Regions from separate parts of the Homo sapiens genome. Here all the other regions are linked to region 1. The links are chromatin loops, found by intact Hi-C in ENCODE. Cell type or tissue: dorsolateral prefrontal cortex. All regions are shown on one strand. Links, peaks and the distances in the headings refer to the core of each region. The heading gives the core; the rest is flanking DNA.

Region 1 (7,193 bases), core at 1,235-6,234:
TCTTGATCTTCTGACCTCGTGATTCACCTGCCTCGGCCTCCCAAAATGCTAGGATTACAGGCATGAGCCGCCACACCCGGCCCTACCCCTAATGTAGTAATTAACCAAAAAATGTCCTTGAGTTTAGATTTTTTTATTTTAGAAGTAGGAATTTGAGGACTACAGCCTCCTCAGTTTATTTGCCTGCCACATAATTATTTTCATACCACATAGGGGACTGATTTTCCATGGCATTTTTCACATATGCCTCAAGGGTACCCCATGTTCTTCAGTTAATCATTTTAAAAAAGCATTGGCTAACACTATTGAAAAGATTTGTTTTCTGTTTGTAAATATTTCCAGTGAGAAGAAAGGAAAGACTAATCCCCTGACACTGTAAGGAAGGAGACCACCTTTCTGCTTGTCTCAAGCCTCAGAAAAAGAAAAGAGGAAGCAAAAGCTAAAGAAAGTCAGAAATGAGATCAATAGTTAGACAGCTCCTGGCCACTCCCCAGGGCTGGTAGTTAAAAATCAGCTCCTGACCTAACTGCTTGTATTATCCATAGATTTCAGGCATTGTATGAGGAAGCATTGTGAAATTTTCTGTTCTGTCCGGATTACCGATGCATACACGCTCAGTTATGTACCCCATGCTTGCTCAATCAATCATGACCCTTTCACGTGGACTCCTTTAGAGTTGTAAGCCCTTAAAAGGGACAGAAATTTCTGTCTCAGGGAGCCGGCTTTTGAGACGCAAGTCTCCTGATGCTCCTGGCCGAATAAAGCCTCTTCCTTCTTTAACCTGGTGTCTGAGGAGTTTGTCTGTGGCTCGTCCTGCTACATTTCTTGGTTCCCTGACTGGGAAGTGAGGTGATTAGTGGTTGGTCAAGGCAGTCTTTTAGGTGACTTAGGCCTGTCCTGTGGAGCATCCCCGTAGGGGACTCCAGCCAGCCTGAGAGACACGGATCCTGAGAGTGCTCCCAGGTAGGCAATTGCCCTGGTGGAATGCCTTGTCAGTGCAGTGCATGGGAGGCCCCTGTGGAGGATCAATGCAGTGGCTGAACACTGGGAAGGAACTGGCAACTTGAGTCTGGACATCTGGAACATGGTAAGACCGGTCTTAGAAACTTGCTCACTCCATTTGAGGGGAAGCATGGCCTGATCACCCATGACGTGCCTTTATCGGCATTTTGGTTTTGGTTTTGATTTTGTCTTGGCTTAAATTGCTTGGCACCATGGTTTTGGTTTTGATTTTGATACAGTGTGAATTAGGCAAGTGTGTGACCTTTTACCCTTTCCTTCTTGTAGTGTGAGTTTTGTCTTGTCTCTAGAGAAAAATGGGTCAGACACAAAGTAAGCCTACCCCACTTGGAACTATGCTGAAAAATTTCAAGAAGGGATTTACAGGAGACTATGGGGTTACCATGACACCAGAGAAACTTAGATCTTTATGTGAAATAGATTGGCCAGCATTAGAAGTGGGTTGGACATCAGAAGGAAGCCTGGACAGGTCCCTTGTTTCAAAGGTATTGCACAAGATATCTTGTAAGCCAGGATACCCAGACCAGTTCCCGTACATAGACACTTGGTTACAGCTAGTTTTAGACCCCCCCACAGTGGTTGAGAGGACAGGCAGCAGCAGTGTTAGTGGCAAAGGACAGGTAGCCAAGAAGAATCCCACTCCACCCATCGAGGGAAGTCGGTTCCTAAAGTTCTGTCTGACCCCATATCAGAAGACTCATGGCAGGAAATGGCACCAGTGATGCCTCCCCCTTATCGAGATGAGAGACCCCCACTTCTGAGCCCACAGCACCTGTGCCTCCACAGGACACACACACCCCTAGACCACCCAGAGTAAACAAGAGAGGATGTGAAGCCATGGGAGAAACCCCTCCCTTGGTGGCTCATTTAGGACCTAAGACTGGAACACAGATGCCCCTGAGGGAGCAGTGATATACTGGAGTAGATGAGGACAGGCATGTGGTAAAAAGTCATGCCTTTGTGTATCAACCTTTCACCTCTGCTGATCTCCTCAATTGGAAGAACAATACCCCATCTTATACTGAAAAGCCTCAAGCTTTGATTTGCTCCAAACTATTATCCAGACTCATAACCCTACTTGGGCTGATTGCCACCAACTGCTCATGTACCTCTTTAACACAGATGGAAGGTGAAGGGTGCTCCAGGCAGCAACTAAGTGGCTGGAGGAACATGCTCTGGCCAATTACCAAAATGTCCAAGAGTATGTAAGGTTCCAATTACCAGGAACAGACTCCCAGTGGGACCCAAATGAAGGGCCAGACATGAAAAGACTAAAATGATATAGGGAGGCCCTCCTAGAAGGGTTAAAAAAGGGAGCCCAGAAGGCCACAAATGTTAACAAAGTCTCCGAGGTCATTCAAGGAAAAGAAGAGAGTCCAGCACAATTTTATGAGAGACTATGTGAGGCATATCGTATGTATACTCCCTTTGATTCAGATAGCCCTGAAAATCAGTGCATGATTAATGTGGCTTTAGTTAGTCAAAGCGCCGAAGATATTAGAAGAAAGCTTCAGAAACAGACTGGGTTTGCAGGTATGAACACTTCAGTTATTAGAAATAGCCAATCAGGCGTTTGTGAATAGAGATGCGACGGGTCGTAGAGAAAGCCGTAAAGAAAGTGAGCGCCAAGCCCGGTGAAATGCTGACCTGCCAGCCACAGCTATTAAAGGGGTTCCCCCAAAGGGCTGAGGAATGGGGGACCCCGGGGAAAACACACAGTCTGACTGACCACGTCTGCAGCGTAACCGGTGTGCTTACTGTAAAGAAAGCAGGTCATTTGCAACCTACCAGAACCTAAGACCAGGAGGCAGGTGAGAGAGTTCTTAGGAGCTGTGGGGATCTGCAGGTTATGGATCCCAAACTTTGCAGTACTGGCCAAACCTCTGTACCAAGTCACAAAGGGGGGCATCCAGGAAACTTTTGAATGGGGGTCTCAACAGCAGCAAGCCTTCCATGAATTAAAAGAGTAACTCATGTCAGCCCCAGCCCTGGGTCTGCCTGACCTGTCAAAGCCATTTACACTATATGTGTCAGAGAGAGAAAAAATGGCAATTGGGGTTTTGATCCAGGCTGTGGGGCCCTGGCTAAGGCTGGTGGCCTACCTATCTAAACAACTGGACAGGGTTTCTAAAGTTTGGCCCCCGTGTTTGAGAGCCTTAGCAGCAACTGCCCTGCTAGCACAAGAAACAGATAAATTAACTCTTGGGCAAAACCTAAACATAAAACACCTCATGCTGTGGTGACTTTAATGAATACCAAAGGATATCATTGGCTAACGAACGCTAGACTAACCAAGTACCAAAGCTTGCTCTGTAAAAGTCTCTGCATAACCATTGAAGTTTGTAACAGCCTGAACCCCACCACCCTGCTCCCGGTATCAGAGAGCCCTGTTGAGCATAACTATATAGAGGTGTTGCACTCAGTTTGCTCAGGTTAGCAAACCTGACCTATGGGACCAGCCTTGGACATCAGTAGACTTGGAGTTATATGTGGATGGGAGCAGCTTCATCAACCCACAAGGAGAGAGGTGTGCAGGATATGCACCTCTGGATGCTTTTATTGAAGCCAAATAATTGCCTCCAGGGTTCTTCAGCCCAGGAGGCCGAACTCATTGCTTTAACTTGGGCCCTAGAGCTAAGTGAGACTGTGAACATTTACACTGACTCTCGATATGCCTTTTTAACCCTCCAAGTGCATAAAGCATTATATAAAGAAACAGGCCTGTTAAACTCTGGGGGAAAAGATATAAAGTATCAGCAAGAAATCTTGCAATTATTAGAGGCAGTGTGGAAGCCCCAGAAGATGGCAGTCACGCACTGCAGAGGACACCAGTGAACTCCTACTACAGTTGCTTTAGGGAACTCCTGAGTGGACTCGGAGGCTCAAAAGGCAGCATCCACCCCTTACCGGGCATCAATCACAGCCCCCTTTCTCCCTCAAGAACCTGAACTTTTACCTACCTATTCTAAGGGAGAAAAAAACTTTTTCCAAGTGGAAGGGGGACAGGTAATAAAGGAAGGATGGATCCAGGTATCGGATGGGAGAATAGCTGTGCCACAGCTACTTGGAGCAGAGGTTGTACTGGCTGTGCATTTAACTACCCATCTAGGTCAGGAATCACTTGAAAAGTTGTTAGGCCGGTATTTTTACATCTCCCATTTATCAGCTCTTGCCAAAACAGTAGCGCAGCGATGTGTTATCTGCCGACAGCACAATGCAAGACAGGGTCCAGCCGTTCTGCCAGGTATACAGACATATGGAGCAGCCCCCTTTGAAGATCTCCAAGTGAACTTCACAGAAATGCCAAAGCGTGGAGGTAATAAGTATTTACTAGTTCTACTCTGTACCTGGTACCTACTCTGGGTGGGTAGAGGCTTATCCAACATGAACTGAGAAAGCTCATGAGGCAACCCGTGTGCTTCTTCAAGATCTTATTCCCAGGTTTGGACTGCCCTTATGGATCAGCTTGGACAACAGGCCAGCATGTGTGGCTGACTTGGTACAGTAAACATCAAAGGTATAGGAGATCACATGGACACTGCATGCAGCCTACCAACCGCAGAGTTCGGAAAGGTGGAGTGGATGAATCAGACAATCAAAAACAGTTTAGGGAAAGTATGTCAGAAAACAGGATTAAAGCGGTACTTTTAACCCTGGTACTGTTCAAGATTGATGCAACCCTTCAAAGAGAACAGGATATTCTCCCTATGAAATATTATATCATAGGCCCCTTCCTATATTACAGGGACTCCCAGGCACTCCACAAGAGTTAGGTGAAATTGAGTTACAGTGACAGCTACAGCTACAGGCCTTAGGAAATTTACTCAAACAATTTCAGCCTGTGTAAATGAGAGGTGCCCCATCAGCTTATTCTCCCCAATTCACCCTTTCTCCCCAGGTGATTGAGTGTGGATCAAAGATTGGAACACATCCCCCTTGCGACCACGGTGGAAAGGAGCCCAGACCATCATCTTGACCACCCCCCCACAGCTGTAAAGGTAGAAGGAATCCCAGCCTGGATCCACCATAGCTGAATAAAACCTGCAGCCTCTGAAACCTGGGAGGTGAGACTGAGCCCAGACAACCCCTGCAAAGTGATTCTGAGAAGTGTTTGTGTCCCTGGGTACTTGAGATTAGGGAGTGGTGATGACTCTTAAGGAGCATGCTGCCTTCAAGCATTTGTTTAACAAAGCACATCTTGCACAGCCCTTAATCCATTTAACCCTGAGTTGACACAGCACATGTCTCAGGGAGCACAGGGCTGGGGATAGGGTTGCAGATTAAAATGGAGTCTCTTATGTCTACTTTCTATATGGACACATTAACAATCTGATCTCTCTTTCTTTTCCCCACAGAAAAATATTCACAACTCATTCTGTATGATGTAAATATAGCACTCAAAACTGTATGTGTTCTTGTTCATGCCCTCAATTTTATACTTTATTATCTAGAAAAATATATATGAACCGATGTGGCGGATCTTATGCTGCTCTTTTTTCTCAGAGTTAGAGAATATATTAGAGAATATTTCTGTGTTGAAAACTATTTTATTGGATAATTTTAGTCATCCTATAAGTCAGAACCAGTTCTCTTTATGCTCGCATTTCACCTTAAGTCAAATTGAAAATTCTGCTCATGGCCATTTAAGTAAAGGTGTGTGTGTGTGTGTTTCAGGGACCACTGCAATTTAGGGATGTGGCCACAGAATTCTCTCTGGAGGAGTGGCATTGCCTGGACACTGCACAGTGGAATTTATATAGGGATGTGATTTTAGAGAACCACAGAAACCTGGTCTTCCTTGGTGAGGATAACCTGAATACATAATTCATAATATACCCTAAAGATTTTATTTCTCTTTTTTTGCAGAATTTTTTTAGTAATTTATTCTTTTCATAAAAGAGTTTCAGATCCACTTTTTCCAGAAAATCTTCAGAATTTGTTCATTTAGAAAAGAATTTCTTCAAGATGTTTCATCTTAATCCAGACTTTCCACATTCCTGAGTTGAGCTGTATTCTTCACTCTAAATTAGTGGTAATTCCAGAAACTTAGTGGCATAAAATATTGTTGCCCCACCTGAAAATCTAATTGCCACCACCAATTTTTGATTCAGTAGTACCAGATAGTAAAATTAAGAAACCGGCATATTGAAAGTATTCTTCCTTCCTTTTTTTTTCTTTCTTTCTCTTTTTCTTTCTTTCTTTCTTTCTTTCTTTCTTTCTTTCTTTCTTTCTTTCTTTCTTTCTTTCTTTCTTTCCTTCTTTGTTTCTTTGTTTCTTTCTTTCTCTTTCTTTCTTCTTTCTTTCTCTCTCTCTTTCTCTCTTTCTTTCTTTCTTCTTTCCTTCTTTTTTTTTCCTTTTTTTTTTTTTTTTTTTTGAAGAGTTTCACTCTTGTTGCCCAGGCTGGAGTGCAATGGTATGATCTCCGCTCACCACAACATCCACTTCCTGGGTTCAAGCAATTCTCTTGCCTCAGCCTCCTGAGTAGCTGGGATTAGAGGCCTGTGCCACCATGCCCGGCTAATTTTTTGTATTTTTAGTAGAGATGGGGTTTCTCTATGATGGTAAGGCTGGTCTTGAACTCCTGACCTCAGGTTATCCACCACCTCAGCCTCCCAACGTGCTAGGATTACAGGTGTGAGCCACTGCACCTGGCTGAAAGTATTTTCTAAATATTTATAAATTTCTGTTATGAATTAGTATTTTGGTATTAATTTACTAGAATATTTTATTATATCTGCTCTGCTGAGCACATTTAGTAATGTGCTTATAATTGGAGAATATGAGCAAGACTCATGTTATTTATTTTTAATAAAACAGGTATTGTTGTCCTAAGCCAGACCTGATCACCTGTCTGGAGCAAGGAAAAAAACCCTTGACTATGAAGAGACATGAGATGATTGCCAAACCCCCAAGTAGGTGTGAGTGAAAATGAATACAAGAGACGACAGAGATAAGAGGTCCCAAGGTCAATGAGAAAGCAAGTTTTTAAAATGTGATTCAGGAAGCTGTGTTCCAAAGGAAATAGTTCCTGGGCAGCTGTGTTATTTGTTTATTTATTTATTTAATTTTGCTCCTACAAAGGGGCATCTTCTGTCTTATGATTTTAAATTCTCTAAGGATTCCACTTTTCTTTTGGTGAGCTTCCTTCAAGTTCACAGTGAGAGCCAAAGTCC
Region 2 (7,193 bases), core at 712-5,711, 110 kb after region 1:
CCTGGATCAAAAATGCCATGGTGGCCAGGTGCCATGGCTCACCCCTGTAATCCCAGCACTTTGGGAGGCCGAGACAGATGGATCACCTGAGGTCAGGAGTTTGAGGACAGGAATTCAAGACCAGCATGGTGGAAGGCGCCTGTAAACCCAGTTACTCGGGAGGCTGAGGCAGGAGGATCACTTGAACTCAGGAGGCAGAGGTTGCAGTGAGCCAAGATCGTGCCACTGCACACCAGCCTGGGCAACAAGAGTGAAACTCTGTCTCAAAAAAATAAATAAATAAATAAAAATACAAAAAATTAGCCAGGTGTGGTGGTACACACCTGTAGTCCCAGCTACTCCGGAGGCTGGGGCAGGAGAATCACTTGAACCTAGTAGGCAGAGATTGTGTAATGGCCTAAGGCGTTCACCTTGCCCTTTGCCTAGACAGAGCCCATTCATCAATACAGGAGAATTTGTGGAGAAAATATTAAACGTTAAATTTCAACTCAATTGAACATGGACACAAACAATGGTTACCAAGTCCTGGGACAGGTTATGTGAGCCCCTTGAGGCATTCATCCAGCACTATTTTTGAGAAATCTCTGTTTGAAATGCTTGTTCCTTGGTGCCATAAAGAAATAGCACTTGAACATAAATTTAATTTACTCAGTAAGGCCATTTTTACTTTCTGCAGAAAGGGTACACTTACCAGCAGTTTTGCCATGAGTGTACACCGAACAAAGGAGACAGGGTCACTTATAACCAGATGCATCAACTCTACTCCTGTGTTGTTTTCACTGGCTGGGACTGGACCTCACATTCTGTATTTGTCTCGATTGGCTAGCAATGTAGAACTTTTTAAAAGAGGCAAACGCAGAGGAGAACAGAGGAAGGAGGAAGTAACTTGTAGAATGCTGAGAAAGGTAAAAACACCTTCAAATAAGGAAGAGGAACAGGCTATGACCTAATGCTTGCTTGGACCAGTATAAACATGCCAGAGCAAATATTTAGGCTAAACAGTGGGAGCTAAGAACATAAAGTACATTGATTTCTTTATTATGGCTAGCAGATATTTAAGAATATTAGCACAGGTCTTTCAATACATTTTACTTCTAAGAGAAGTTACTATTTACTCCTAATTAGATGGGGAGGAAAGTCTTTGAAGAGAAACCTCTACTTTACTTTTACATCTCTATTTTAATCTATTCCTCTACGTTAGTTATTGAAAAACAATAGACAATTGCAAAAAAACAAGTTCACCTATTTGTGTTCCTGGAGCCCATTCACAAAGGGCCCTCGTGACTGGGCCTCATGCCAAACAAGTTGTTACAAAAAGAGCTAGGGCCGCAGACTGCCCTAGCTTCAGGAGACCTCTCCTCATCTGTGCACGGTTGAGTGTCCGACTCTGGAGCCCAGGCTATCACTTCCCGGTGTGGTGGTGAATCCTCCATAGTCTGATGAGTGTTTTTGTCTGACTCTGGAGCCCATACTGTTGCTTCCTGGTCTGGTGAGGAATCCTCCATAGTCTGGTGAGTGTAAACATACACACACACACACACACACACATATATACACACACATATATGTACATATACGTATATACATATATGTATATACGTATATGTATATATACATATATACGTATGTGCATATATACATATATACGTATATACGTATGTGCATATATACATATATAGGTATATATACATATATGTACATATACATATATACATATACATATATACATATATACATATATACATAATACATATATACATATATACATATATACATAATACATATATACATATATACATATACGTGTGTGTGGTCATGTGTGTGTATATATGTGTGTGTGTGTGTATATATATCACTTTTCCCTTCTCCCCTTTCCATTGCAATTTTCTTATTATATCAATTTGCTTATTATATCTGCATTGCCATTTACATAAGATAAAGCTTCTTTACCCTTAAAGGTATTGTGTGTGTGTCTTTCTTTCTCCCCTCATGAGTTTCCTGAACAGAACACCATATTTTTCAGAGGCTTTATTTGTTTCTTATTATTCTTTTTTCCTTAATCTTGCCTGCATGCCTAATTTTGACAAGGTGCTATTCAAACTCTGATATCCTTTCTTCTGCTTGGTGAATTCGGCTTCAAATACTTTTGTATCCTTCATGAAGCATAAAACAAAAACTAACTGGGCCTTTGGCCAGGCATGATGGCTCAAGCCTGTAATCCCAGCACTTTGGGAGGTCATGGTGGGTGGATCACGAGGTCAGGAGTTTAAGACCAGCCTGGCCAAGATAGTGAAACCCCATCTCTACTAAAAATAGAAAAGTTAGCCAGGCATGGTGGTGGAGGCCTGCGTCAGGCCTCTGAGCCCAAGCTAAGTCATTGTATCCCCTGTGATTTGCACGTATACATCCAGATGGCCTGAAGCAAGTGAAGAATCACAAAAGAGAAAATGGCCGGTTCCTGCCTTAACTGGTGACATTATCTTGTGAAATTCCTTCTCTTCGTTCAGAGGCTTCCCAACTGAGCACCTTGTTACCCCCGCCCCTGCCCACAAGAGAAAAACCCCCTTTGACTGTAATTTTCCACTACCCACCCAAATCCTATAAAATGGCCCCACCCCTATCTCCTTTTGCTGACTCCATTTTCAGACGCAGCCCACCTGAACCCAGGTGATTAAAAAGCTTTATTGCTCACACAAAGCCTGTTTGGTGGTCTCTTCACATGGACGCATGTGAAAGCCTGTAATCTCAGATACTCAGGAGGCTGAGGCAGAGAATTGCTTGAACCTGGGAGGCGGAGGTTGCAGTGAGCCGAGATCGTACCACTGCACTCCAGACTGGGCAAAAGAATGAGACTCTGTCTCAAAAAAACAAAACAAAACAAAAACAGAATACAGAAGATCTTTCTTCCATTTTGACTGTAGAAAATGAATGTATTTCCACTGGAAAATGTGGTAGATAATTGATGAGTAACATAGATTCGTCAAACTATCCGTTTCTCTTTTTGCAGGGTAAATTTGTGACAGTGACTATCTCGGTTCTGTATCTTGTCTTGATTTCTTAGTTTAATGCTAAATTATATGTGGTGAAACGTGGTACTGTTAGATATGAGTTCTAAATGTCTTTTCAAAGAGTCAATATGTCAGTATGTTCAATTCTTTGCCTTCTACTTATAAACTTAACTTCCTCGTAAAGCAAACTTTTTCAATTACCTGCTCCACCTGACTCATTTCAATCACCTGCTCCAACCTGACTCATTCCCATTACCTGCTACCTGCTCTGCCCTGACTCATTTTTTCCCCACATAACCATTTTTTTTCCCGCCAAACCACTCACCCAATCACTGTCTTTAAATTAGCTAAGTGGAATTAGTTTAGCCTATGCAGTCTAACCCTAGCCAATAGGGGAACGACACAGCAACAGGGGCCATGCGCGTCAGGGATAAGAACCCCTTTCCCTCCCTTGTCCAGGTGTGCACTCACCATTGCTCCATTTGTAAAGGCACACCCTTCTATAGAATTACCTTGCCTTGCTGAGAATTAAAAAGAAAATTTTATATTCGAGTGCTATTTCTTTTGCGGCACAGAAATTTTATTTATAACAATTTGGGGGTTCGCTTGTGATTACATTCCCCTCCAGGGGTGGTCTCTGGTTCTCTCTCATGAGGAGGTTTGCCCTGCCCCCTTGTGGTGGCCTCAGGGGTGAGAAATCCAGACCCACTCAGTGGGAAAAATAACCGGAGCTCTCAGCAACGAGGGGAAAAAAAAACTGGCCAGTAACCTAGCTTAAAGGATCCTCATATACTGTGGCAACAACTCTGTGCACAGACCCAGGAAGGAGAAGCTGCGGGAGCCAGAAAAGTACTTCATTGGTGGTCAAATTCTGGAGAGCTAAATGTGTTTGTGCGTGATTGATCACAAACAACCCTGCTTGCGATGTTGTTCGTGTGGATGGTGACAAGTCCTACTGCTGAATGGAGTGAGTGGGTCCTCTCTGTGGTTCCGTAGCTACCTCATATGACTTAGGGTGGATCCTGCCATGAGATTTATTCTGACATGCCAACACTAAGAGGGGCCTAATTCTCCCTTGGGGGAGCAGCCAGAGAGAACAACACGAATGGGAAGTGCGCAAGGAAAGAGGGGGAAAGGGAGGAAACAGGTTAACTTTCTGGGACAGGCAAGGAGAGACATTTCTGGTGTCAGGGGTTGAGACTTCCGGGACAGGCAAGGTGAGACAGCCCTGGTTTGAGGGGTTGAGGCTTCTGCTAATTTCAAGGGTTGAACCTCACACAACCCCCCTTTCCTTTTATCTTGGGGGAAGAAAGAGTAGCTCCACTCCCGCTGGTCCCTCCCCTAGGGGAAGGAGAAGGAGAGGACAGAACAGCAGCATAAGCATCTGGGAGAGGCACGGAAAGACCAGAAGAGAGATGAGACAGAGAGAAAGACAGAGGGGAAAGAGAGAGAAAGAGAGGCAGAGAGAGAGAGAGGAAGAGACAGAGACAAAGAGGGAGTCAGAGAGAGAGACAGAAAGTCAAAGAGAGAAAGAAAGAAGTAGTAAAGAAAAAACAGTGTACCCTATTTCTTTAAAAGCCAGGGTAAATTTAAAGCCTATAATTGATAATTGAAGGTCTTCTCCGTGACTCTATAACACTCTAATACCACCTTGTTGTCAGTGTAAACAAGGGCGCAGCCCGAAAGCACTGAGGTCACTGACAACCTGTAGCCTTCCTATCAAAAATCCTTAACCCAGAAACCTGTGGATGAAGGTAATTCATTCAATCTGTAGTGACAACTGCTTTGCCCGTAATGCCCAACCTTGTTTTTACTAACCCTGTTTTTAGACTCCCCCTTTTTCTCCCTTAATCACCTAGCCTTGTTTCCACATGAATAAAACCCTCCCTGGGCCAGGTGCGGTGGCTCACGCCTGCAATCCCAGCACTTTGGGAGGCCTAGGTGGGCGGATCACGAGGTCAGGAGATCGAGACCATCCTGGCTAACATGGTGAAACCCCGTCTCTACTAAAAATACAAAAAATTAGCCAGGCGTGGTGGTGGGCACTTGTAGTCCCAGCTACTGGGGAGGCTGAGGCAGGAGAATGGCATGAACCCGGGAGGTGGAGCTTGCAGTGAGCCGAGATCACACCACTGCACTCCAGCCTGGGCAACAGAGCCAGACTCCGTCTCAAACAAACAAACAAACAAACCAAAAACTCTCCCTTAGCTGAGAAAGCTAGACAAACTCCATCTGGCCCCCTTGATTTATAAGACGTTAAGGACTCCTTACCCACCCCCTTCTTCAAGGAGTTAACTTGTGTAAACAGATTCTCAACATATCAAAAGAGTCCAATTAACTGATAAGGTACTGAAACAAACAATGTATGAAGTTCCCAGGATCTTGCTCAAAAGATAACACCACAAAGCCTTGAGTCTGTGTCCGGCATAGCACCCATATCTAACATCTTATGAAGGATTTAGAGCCCCCGCACCTGCTACCGTTGCTTTTCTGTAAACATTTGTCTTTTAAATTGTCTGTTTCTCTGTAATCATTTGTCCTTTTAATTTTTGCATGTTTTTACTTCTGTAGAATTGTTGCATTTGAGCTCCCCTCCCCTTCCTAAACCAAAGTATAAAAGAAAATCAAGCCCCCTCCTCATGGCCGAGAGAATTTTGAGTGTTAGTCATCTCTTTGGCCACAGGCTAAATAAAGGACTCTTAATTCATCTCAAAGTGTGGCGTTTTTCTAACTCGCTCGGGTATAACATTTGGAGGCCCCAGCGAGATATATTCCCCACCGGGTGAGAGCCGGGCTTTCTCCAGGCTCCCCCAGACAGATGGCTGGCTTATTGGGGGGTGCCACCTGAAAAATTTTTCCAGGTCCGTTAAAAGTGACCATCTTCCGGAGGAGAGCAGATTGACTACCGTGTGTTTGCCCACAAAATTCCACCTCTGAGTCCTCAACTTCTGACCCTGGGGTCAGGTAAGTCAGGCTTGACTTTGCCCTGGACTCAGTCCATATCCCAGGTGCTGGGGGACTGAGTCCTGGTTTCTGGCAGGCCAGTCTCTCTCTCTCTCTCTCTGTCTTTCTCTCTCTGTCTCATTAAAGACTAGTCTCACTCTCTGCTCTCTTTCTCACTCTCACTCTCCCTCTCCCTTTTTCTATTTCTCATCCTTCTCTTGTTCAGGTTTCTTGGAGATCTCCGGGAAAAAAAAAACAAACAAAACTGTTATAAACTCTGTGTGAATGGTGAGTGATTGGGTGATTGTGGAAGACAAGGGCTTGTGCTTGTCTTCCAGTTTGTAGCTCCATGGCGAAAGCTACACAGCTTGAGTGGGCCCTCACCTGTGGTTCCATGGTGACCTCGTAAGGCTTAAGAGGCATAGCTTGATCTGAGCCGGGGGTTTATACCAGCCTGCCAGTACTAAGAGGAGCCCAAGTCCCCCAAGGGGGAGTGGCCAGGTGGGCATCTGAATGATCCCATCATGGGACCCCCTCCCCTTGTCTGTCTAATAAAAACTGTCATAATTGTTTACATGCCCTAGGGCCAATTTTTTGTTTTATATTTATTGCTCTGCTCAGTGTCTATTGTCTTGTTCAGTGGTTGTCAAAGTTTTGTATGTCATGTCATTGATATTGCCCAAGACATCTGGGTAAGAACTTCTTCAAGGTCCTTAGTGTTGATTTTTTATCACAGGAGGTTAAATTTCTCATCAATCATTTAGGCTGGCCACAACAGTCCTGCCTTTTCTGTCAGAAACAAGTGAGGTGTTGTTACGGAAACGAGTGTGGAGAACATTCGCCTGATTGGGATTTCTGGCAGCGTGAAGGTTGCTGGTATTTAGATTGTCATACCCTACATCCAAGAGCTGGGCTGCCTCTAGGTTAAACTGGTGGTGGGTTGAAAATAGCCACCCTGCAGATTTCCTTGCTTACCTCTTTTGTCATACTGTAACTTTTCCCATGCCCTTAAATAGGACACTGTGTAGGGAAACCTACACCTGTACTGCTTTACTTCATTTAGATCCTTACTCTGTTCCTCTGTGGCTACTCTCCCACCTTAAAAATGATCCGAGTGGCCTCATCCCTGCCCCTTACCCTGTACATCTCATTTTCCAGTGCCACAGCAAGTTCAGCATCTCCAGGACTTGGCTCTGCTCTCACTCCTTAAACCCTTACAGAAAAAGGCTGAGTTTGAGCTAT
Region 3 (7,193 bases), core at 1,490-6,489, 270 kb after region 1:
TCCCCAAGTGAGGAATTCCTGTCCCTTTTAAGGGCTTGCAACTCTAATGGGGTCCATGTGAGAGGGCTGTGATCAATTGAGCAAGCAGGGGTATGTGACTGGAGGCTGCATGCACTGGTGATTAGAATGGAACAGAATAGGACAGGGATCTTCACAGTGCTTTTCTTGTACAAATAACTGATTAGGTCAGGGTTGTCTGCTTATGGATTTCATTTCTGCTTTTTAGTTTTTACTGCTTTCTTTGGAGGCAGAAATTGGGCATAAGACAATATGAGGGGTGGTCTCCTCCCTATTCCCCCCCTTTGAGAATCTCAGTAGTGGGAGTTCTCACTTTCATTCTGGCTACCCGTGTCTTCTTACAAGGCAGATCGATAGTGATTCAAATAGTACACTTGTGCTGAAACATTTTGGTGAACTAAGGTAGCAGTGAAGCTTTTTATCATTTGAAAAAGTACAGGTAGCAAACAAGGGAGCAGTAAGCAGGTTCCTATTACTATTATAACTCTTATTATAACAGTTTTAAATGCTCCTAGCACTGGAAACCATTTTCTAAACTTGGCACCAGGATCAAATCCATGCCACATTTGCACAGGCACATGTGCCAGTTTTGTCATATCTCTAACTATGTCTTCAATTACTTGCCCTTGGTCATCTATGTGTAGACCTCAATTAGTAAGGTTAAATTTCCCACAGACCCCTCCTTCAGCTGCTAGTAAGTAGTCGAGAGCCAATCTATCTTGATAGGTAGGATTTCTCATCTGAGTTTCTTGCCAGGCCAGAATAGTCAAGGCTCTGCCAGTTTTATTAGTGGTTATTTCTAAGACAGCTTGTAACCATATCATTTGGTTGAGCATGTAAATGGGGTTGTAGTATCCCCACGAGCCGTATTGTGCCCAAGTAGCAGGCCCATAATATTGTGTGATTCTCTCAGGGAGCCATTCATCATCTTGCCAATTCCCTATGGCTATGCTTCTCTTTTCATGAGAAGCATAGACAGGGAAGCCAGGAGTTCACCTGTCTTTATGGGCAATAGGAAGAAAGATTGTTTAATAGTGCCAATAACACAACTACCTGCCCACTGGTTGGGTAATTTGGCATAAGCTCTATGCCCACATATCCAGTATAATCCAGTGGGGGCTGTCCAGTCCTGGTGGGACTCTGGGTGGGTCTACACGGTTTGCAACTTTGGGAATTTACTAAATGGATTCCTTTCTGTGTGATTTGAACTGTACCAAGTGACTGTTTTTGTGGTACCATTATACAATTTATGTCCCAGACAAATAAGTTGTCCTATGGGATGAGTGAATTATTTTCCTTCTCTAGCTATGCAATATTGTCCAATAATTGAGGCTTTTAGGGCCCAGAAATTATCAGGGTGATTCTTTTGAGCCAGGAATTCAACAGGAACTGGGTCTATAGGTACTAATCCTTGGGCTTCCCATGGCCAATGATCTCCCATTACAGTTCCTCCACACACATAACATGAAGTGTTATTGAGAGACTGGGCTATGTGCTCAGATAATTGCAAAAACAAATTTCTTGTTTTTCTGGGAATTTTTGGTACTGGTACATTTAGTTCATCATAGGAAGTTTGAAACACTGTCTCAGGAGAGCGTTTGTAAACTTCTCCTCAAACTAAGATATTTACTTGAGGATCCCATCCAGACCCGTCAATTCCTAAGGTCACACACTCCTCTTTTTTCCAGTGAGGATCAAGGGGATTTGTTATTACTAGCTCTGTGGGGTTACATTTTCCCTTAATACAGGAAAGGCTATTTTTTCCTTCCTGAAAGTGGACTGGATCCTTTTCATTTTTTATCCAAGTTGCCCAAGTGACACAAGACCAATATCCACATTCATTGCCACACAATCCTAATTCATGACAAATGTACTTTTTTTCAGTCATATAGCCTTTTTCCCAACTAAAAGAGCGACCTTGCCTTCCTAACTTATTGCTATTAATGACAGCACTGGCATCAAATCTCAAGATTATGCGTTTGGGCACCCCTTTTTATTCTGTTGTGGTCAATACTTTACTTGTATCATTTATGAGTCCCCACCAGACTTCAGTCCTTAATCTTTGTTAAAAAACTGTGGACATGGGAGGCTCAGAACGGTCATAACACACATCTGGCCAGTCTTTTCCTGGGCTACATACCTTGTACTGAGTGCCATTATATAAGCATGTTCCTTTTAAAGTCCCTAGACATTCATAGTAACTATAGAACAGAAAGATTGTTTTAACTTGTTGCCCTACCTCGGTAACCTGATGTATACACTGAGAGCAGTCCTCCATGTGGGGAAAATCAGTGGAAGTTTTTACTATACAAGCCCAAATTATAAGGAAGATGAGTCCCACGATGATCCTCCTCATGCTTTGGCCGTGCATAGACCAGTCAGCTTCTGGGTGTGACTGGAGCAGGGCTTGTCGTCCTCCTCAGAGTCACTTTGTAGGGGGTGTCCGGGCTCGGTTTTGCCTCCCAGGTTTCAGCGGCTGCAGGTTTCACACAGCTGTGGTGGATCCAGGCTGGGATTCCTTCTACCTTTACAGCTGTGGGGGTGGTCAGGATGACGGTCTGAGGTCCTTTCCACCGTGGCCTCAAAGGGGCTATGTTGCAGTCTTTGATCCAAATGCAATCACCTGGAGAGAAAAGGTGAACTGGGGAGAATAAGCTGATGGGACATCTCTCATTTACCCAAGTTGAGATTGTTTGTGTAATTTTTCCTAAAGCCTGTAGCTGTCACTGTAATTCAATTTCACCTAACTCTCAGGGAATGCCTGGAAGCCCCCATAGTATAGGAGGAGGTCTATGATACAGTATTTCATAAGGGGAGTATCCTGTTTTCTTAGAAGGAGTGCATCTAATTTTAAACAATACCATAGGAAGGGCCTGTATCCACTTTAATCCTGCTTCCTGACATACTTTCCCTAAACTATTTTTAATAGTCCGAATCATTGGCTCGACCTTTCCGGAACTCTGAGGTCGGTAGGTGGCATGTAGCTTCCAAGTGATTCCTAATGCCTTTGCTGTCTTCTGTACCAAGTCAGCCACAAACACTGGCCCATTATCTGAGCCGATTCATAAGGGCAGTCCAAACCTAGGAATAAGATCTCAGAGAAGCACACAGGTTACCTTGGGGGCCTTTTCAGTTCTTTTTGGATAAGCCTCCACCCACCCAGAGTAAGTACACACAGGAACCAGCAAATACTTGTTACCTGCACATTTCTGTGAAATCCACCTGAGGATCCTGAAAAGGAGCTGCTACATAAGCTTGTATGCCAGGCAGAACAGTGAGACATTGCCTCATATTGTGCTGTCGGCAAGTAACGCACTGTTTGGTACTGCTTTGGCAAGGGCTGGGAAGCGTGAGATGTAGAAGTACCAGCCTAACAATTTTTCAAATGACTCTTGACCTAGATGAGTGGTTTCATGCATGGCCAATACAATTGTGGCTCCCAGCAACTGCAGCACAGCTACTCTCCCATCTGGCAGTCTGATCCATCCTCCTTTTATTACTTGCCCCCTTCTGTGTGGAAGAAGTCTTTTTCTTTCTTAGGTAGGTACCAGGTCAGGTATTTGAGGGAGTAAGGGGGCTGCTACTGATGCCTAGTATGGGGTAGATGCTGCTTTTCGAGCTTCTGAGTCAGCTCGGGAGTTTCCTAAGGCCACTGAGGTGGAGCCTCACTGGTATTCCCTGCAGTGCATGACTGCCACCTTCTGAGGTTTCCACACTGCCTCCAATAATTGTAGAATTTCTTGTTGATATTTTATGTCCTTTCCCCCAGAGTTTAACAGGCCCTTTTCCTTATATAATGCTCCATGCACTTGGAGGGTTAGAAAGGCATGTCTAGAGTCAATGTAGATATTTACAGTCTTACCTTCACTGAGTTCTAGAGCTCGAGTTAAAGCAGTGAGCTCAGCCTTCTGGGCTGAAGTGCCCTGTGGCAATGGTTTGGTTTCAATGACAGCATCCAAAGTTACCACCGCATATTCTGCACATCTTTCTCCTTGTGGGTTGATGAAGCTACTCCCGTCCAAATATAACTCCAAGTCTACTGATGCCCATGGCTGGTCCCTAAGGTCAGGTCTGCTAGAATAAACTGAGTCCAACACCTCTACACAGTTATGCTCGACTGGGCTCTCTGATACTGGGAGCAGGGTGGTGGGATTTAGGGTGTTACAGACTTCAATGTTTATGTGGGGATTTTCACATAGCAAGCTTTGGTACTTGGTTAATCTAGCATTTGTTAGCCAATGGTGTCCTTTGGTGTTCATCAAAGTTACCACAGCATGGGGGCTTTTATATTCAGATTTGGCCCAAGGGTTAGTTTATCTGCTTCTTGTGCTAACAGGGCTGTTGCTGCCAGGGCCCTTACACATGGTGGCCAGCCTTTGGAGACCCCATCTAGTTGTTTTGAGAGATAGGCCACTGGCCTTGGCCAGGACCCCACAGTCTGGGTTAAAACTCCAACTGCCATTGTTTCTCTTTCTGACACATAGAGTGCAAAAGGCTTTGTCAAATCTGGTAGTCCCAGGGCTGGGACCAATGTAAGTTTTTCCTTTAACTTACAAAAGGCTTGCTGTTGTAGAGGCCCCCATTCAAAAGGCTCCCAGTTGCCCCCCTTTGTAATGCCGTACAAAGGTTTGGCTAGCACTGCAAAGTTTGGAATCCATAATGTGCAAAACCCCACAGCTCCCAGGAATTCCCTTACTTGCCTTCTGGTTTTAGGTTCCGGTAGGCTGCAGATGACCTGCTTTCTTTCTGACCACAGGCTGTGCTCCCCTTTCCAAATAGTGAATCCCAGGTAGCGTACCTGCTGTCTGCAGATCTGAGATTTCTTCTTGGGCACCTTATACCCACAGTCCTCCAGGTGCTGAAACAGGGCATCAACCCTTTTGAGCACCCAACTGCCATGGAGTGTCCCAGCAGAAGGTCATCCACGTACAGGAGCAAGACATAGCTTAGGTCTTTAGCAGGAAACTTTTGCAAGTCTCAAGTCAGAGCCTCCCCGAAGATAGTAAGGGAGTTCTTGAACCCTTGGGGAAGCCAGTTCCAAGTGTACTGAGTAGTGACACCTGACTGTAGATCTTCCCACCGAAACGCAAACAGCTTCTGGCTCTCAGGAGCTATTCTGATGCTACAGATGGCATCTTTTAAGTCCAGATGGGTAAACCAGATGTCCTCAGCCGGCAGCAGCCCTAACAACGTGTAAGGGTTAGGAACTGTTGGGTGCAGAGTCACTGTAGCTTGGTTGACCAAGCGCAAGTCCTGTACTGGTTGGTAGTCCTTGGTCCCTGGCTTAGGGACTGGCAGGAGGGGGGTGTTCCATGGACACTGGCAAAGAACTATAATTCCATAGGCTTTGAAGCACCTGAGATGAACCCGGATTCCTTCGAGAGCTTCCCTGGGAAGGGATACTGCTTTCATCTAATCAGTTGGGCCCAGGCTTAACTTCTATGAGTATGGGGGCTTGGTTGGCCGCCAGTCCTGGAGGATTATCCTCTGTCCATTCTCAAGACCAACGCTCAGCTAGAGCTGGTTGTATCTCTTCCCATTCTTCTTCCCAGGGGACTGTAAGGACAATGATAACTCCTGTTCCCAGTAACTTTAGCTGTAAAGAGCCGTGTTTTGTAAAGGAGATGGTGGCTGTCAGCTTGCTAAGCAAGTCTCTTCCCAGCAAGGGCAAGGAACAGCCAGGCATGTACAAGAACTGGTGAACTACTTCATGTCTTGCCACCGAGTAGGTCCGTGGCAGACAGTAAGTCTACTTAGTAGAAACTCCTGTTGCTCGGATTATATCAATGGTTTTCTTGGACAAGGGGGTGACCGGGGTGGTCAATACCAAATGTTCAACACCTGTATCAACCAAAAACTTAATATCTTTGCCCCCAATTGTAATCCTGACCGTGGGCTCCTTGGGGGTGATTGAGCCCAGTCCCCTTCAGTCCAATAGCCCTTCAGCCAGATTGAATAAAGCTCCCTCATCTTTATCTGAGGTCTTTTGTTCTGAATCATGTTGCTTTTCCTTCAGTTGGGGACACTTATTTTTCCAATGTCCCATTTTCTTACAATAGGCGCATTGGTTACATTGCAAGCGTGGGTGATTAGACAGGGTATTATTCCCAGAACCCCCCTTTCCCTCTCCTTTTGGGGGAATTCCCCTGATGGCCACAGCCAGTAAGTTGGCGTTTCGCCTGGCCTGGCTTTCACCTTCCTTACGGCTTTCTCTGTGGCTTGTTGCATCTCTATTCAAACACTTGATTGGCTATTTCCAGTAACTGTGAGATATTCATACACTTAAGCCCAGCCTGTTTCTGCAGTTTTCTCCTGATATCTTCCACGCTTTGACTAACTAAGGCCATGTTGATCATGTGCTGATTTTCAGGGCTATCTGGATCAAAATGAGTGTACATACTGTAAGCCTCACACCGTCTTTCATAGAATTGCGCTGGACTCTCCTCTTTTTCTTGGATGACCTCAGAGATCTTATTTACACTTGTAGCCTTTTAAGCCCCTTTCTTTAGACCTTCTATTCATGCATCATGGTACTGTCTTAGCCTCTCCATGTCTGGTCACTAGTTCAGGTCCCATTGGGGGTCTGTTCCTGGCAGCTGAATTCTTATATATTCTTGGGGATTTTGGTAATCCACTGGGATGTGCTCCTCTGGCCACTTAGTTGCCACCCGGAGCACCCTTAGCCTTTCATCAAAGAGGTACATGAACAGCTGGTGGCAATCAGCCCAAGTAGGATTATGAGTGTGTATAATAGTTTGGAGCAAGTCAATTAAAGCTTGAGGCTTTTCAGTGTAAGCAGCAGTATTATTTTTCCAATTGATGAGGTCAGCAGAGGTGAAAGGTTGATACACAAAGTCACGCCTTTCCACCATGTGTCCATCCTCATCTACCCCAGTATATCACTGCTGTCTCAGGGGCATTTGGATTCCAGTCTTGGGCCGTAAGTGAGCTGCCAAGGGAGGAGTTTCTCCCGTGGCTTCACTTCCTCTTTTGTCTACTCTGGGTGGTCTAGGAGTGTGGCTATCTGGTGGAGGTGTGGGTGCTGTGGGCTCAGGAGTGGGAAGCCCTTCCTCTTGCAATTCTGACCATGATTCTTCTGGTATTGGGTCAGACAGGGCTTTTGGTGCCGGCTTCCCTCAGCAGGTGGAGTGAGAACCTTCCTTAACTAACTGTCC

What was found. Hi-C counts contacts between places; a loop is a spot of excess contacts. Peaks named below come from ENCODE experiments on the same cell type or tissue, not always from the same donor. Only the 100,000 strongest peaks of a DNase experiment are listed, where the experiment ranks them.
Region 2: it touches region 1 in a loop (9-fold over the local background); 12 of 110 quality-filtered maps call a loop at or near these places.
Region 3: it touches region 1 in a loop (6-fold over the local background); 8 of 110 quality-filtered maps call a loop at or near these places.

The regions. Positions count from the first base shown.
Region 1 is chr19:20,243,364-20,250,556 of GRCh38, forward strand. The region is part of intron 1 of LOC105372310 (a long non-coding RNA gene); the gene reads right to left. LOC102724427 (a long non-coding RNA gene) reads left to right here and starts at 4,200. Exons shown (of 3, transcript XR_936403.3): 1 at 4,200-4,336; 2 at 4,919-5,084. RefSeq lists an enhancer at 4,699-5,504. In dorsolateral prefrontal cortex, for the core only: CTCF peaks have their summits at 3,820 (motif pointing right) and 4,020; a DNase peak (open chromatin) is centred at 3,858.
Region 2 is chr19:20,356,823-20,364,015 of GRCh38, forward strand. No RefSeq gene overlaps it. Among named protein-coding and RNA genes, the nearest start is that of MIR1270, 39 kb to the right of the region's middle. RefSeq lists an enhancer at 3,854-4,409. In dorsolateral prefrontal cortex, for the core only: a CTCF peak has its summit at 3,672 (motif pointing left); a DNase peak (open chromatin) is centred at 3,689; H3K4me3 peaks cover 406 bases; H3K27ac peaks cover 884 bases.
Region 3 is chr19:20,510,044-20,517,236 of GRCh38, forward strand. The region is part of intron 2 of LOC105372316 (a long non-coding RNA gene); the gene reads left to right. Among named protein-coding and RNA genes, the nearest start is that of ZNF737, 52 kb to the right of the region's middle. In dorsolateral prefrontal cortex, for the core only: a CTCF peak has its summit at 3,698; no DNase peak of the experiment used is centred there.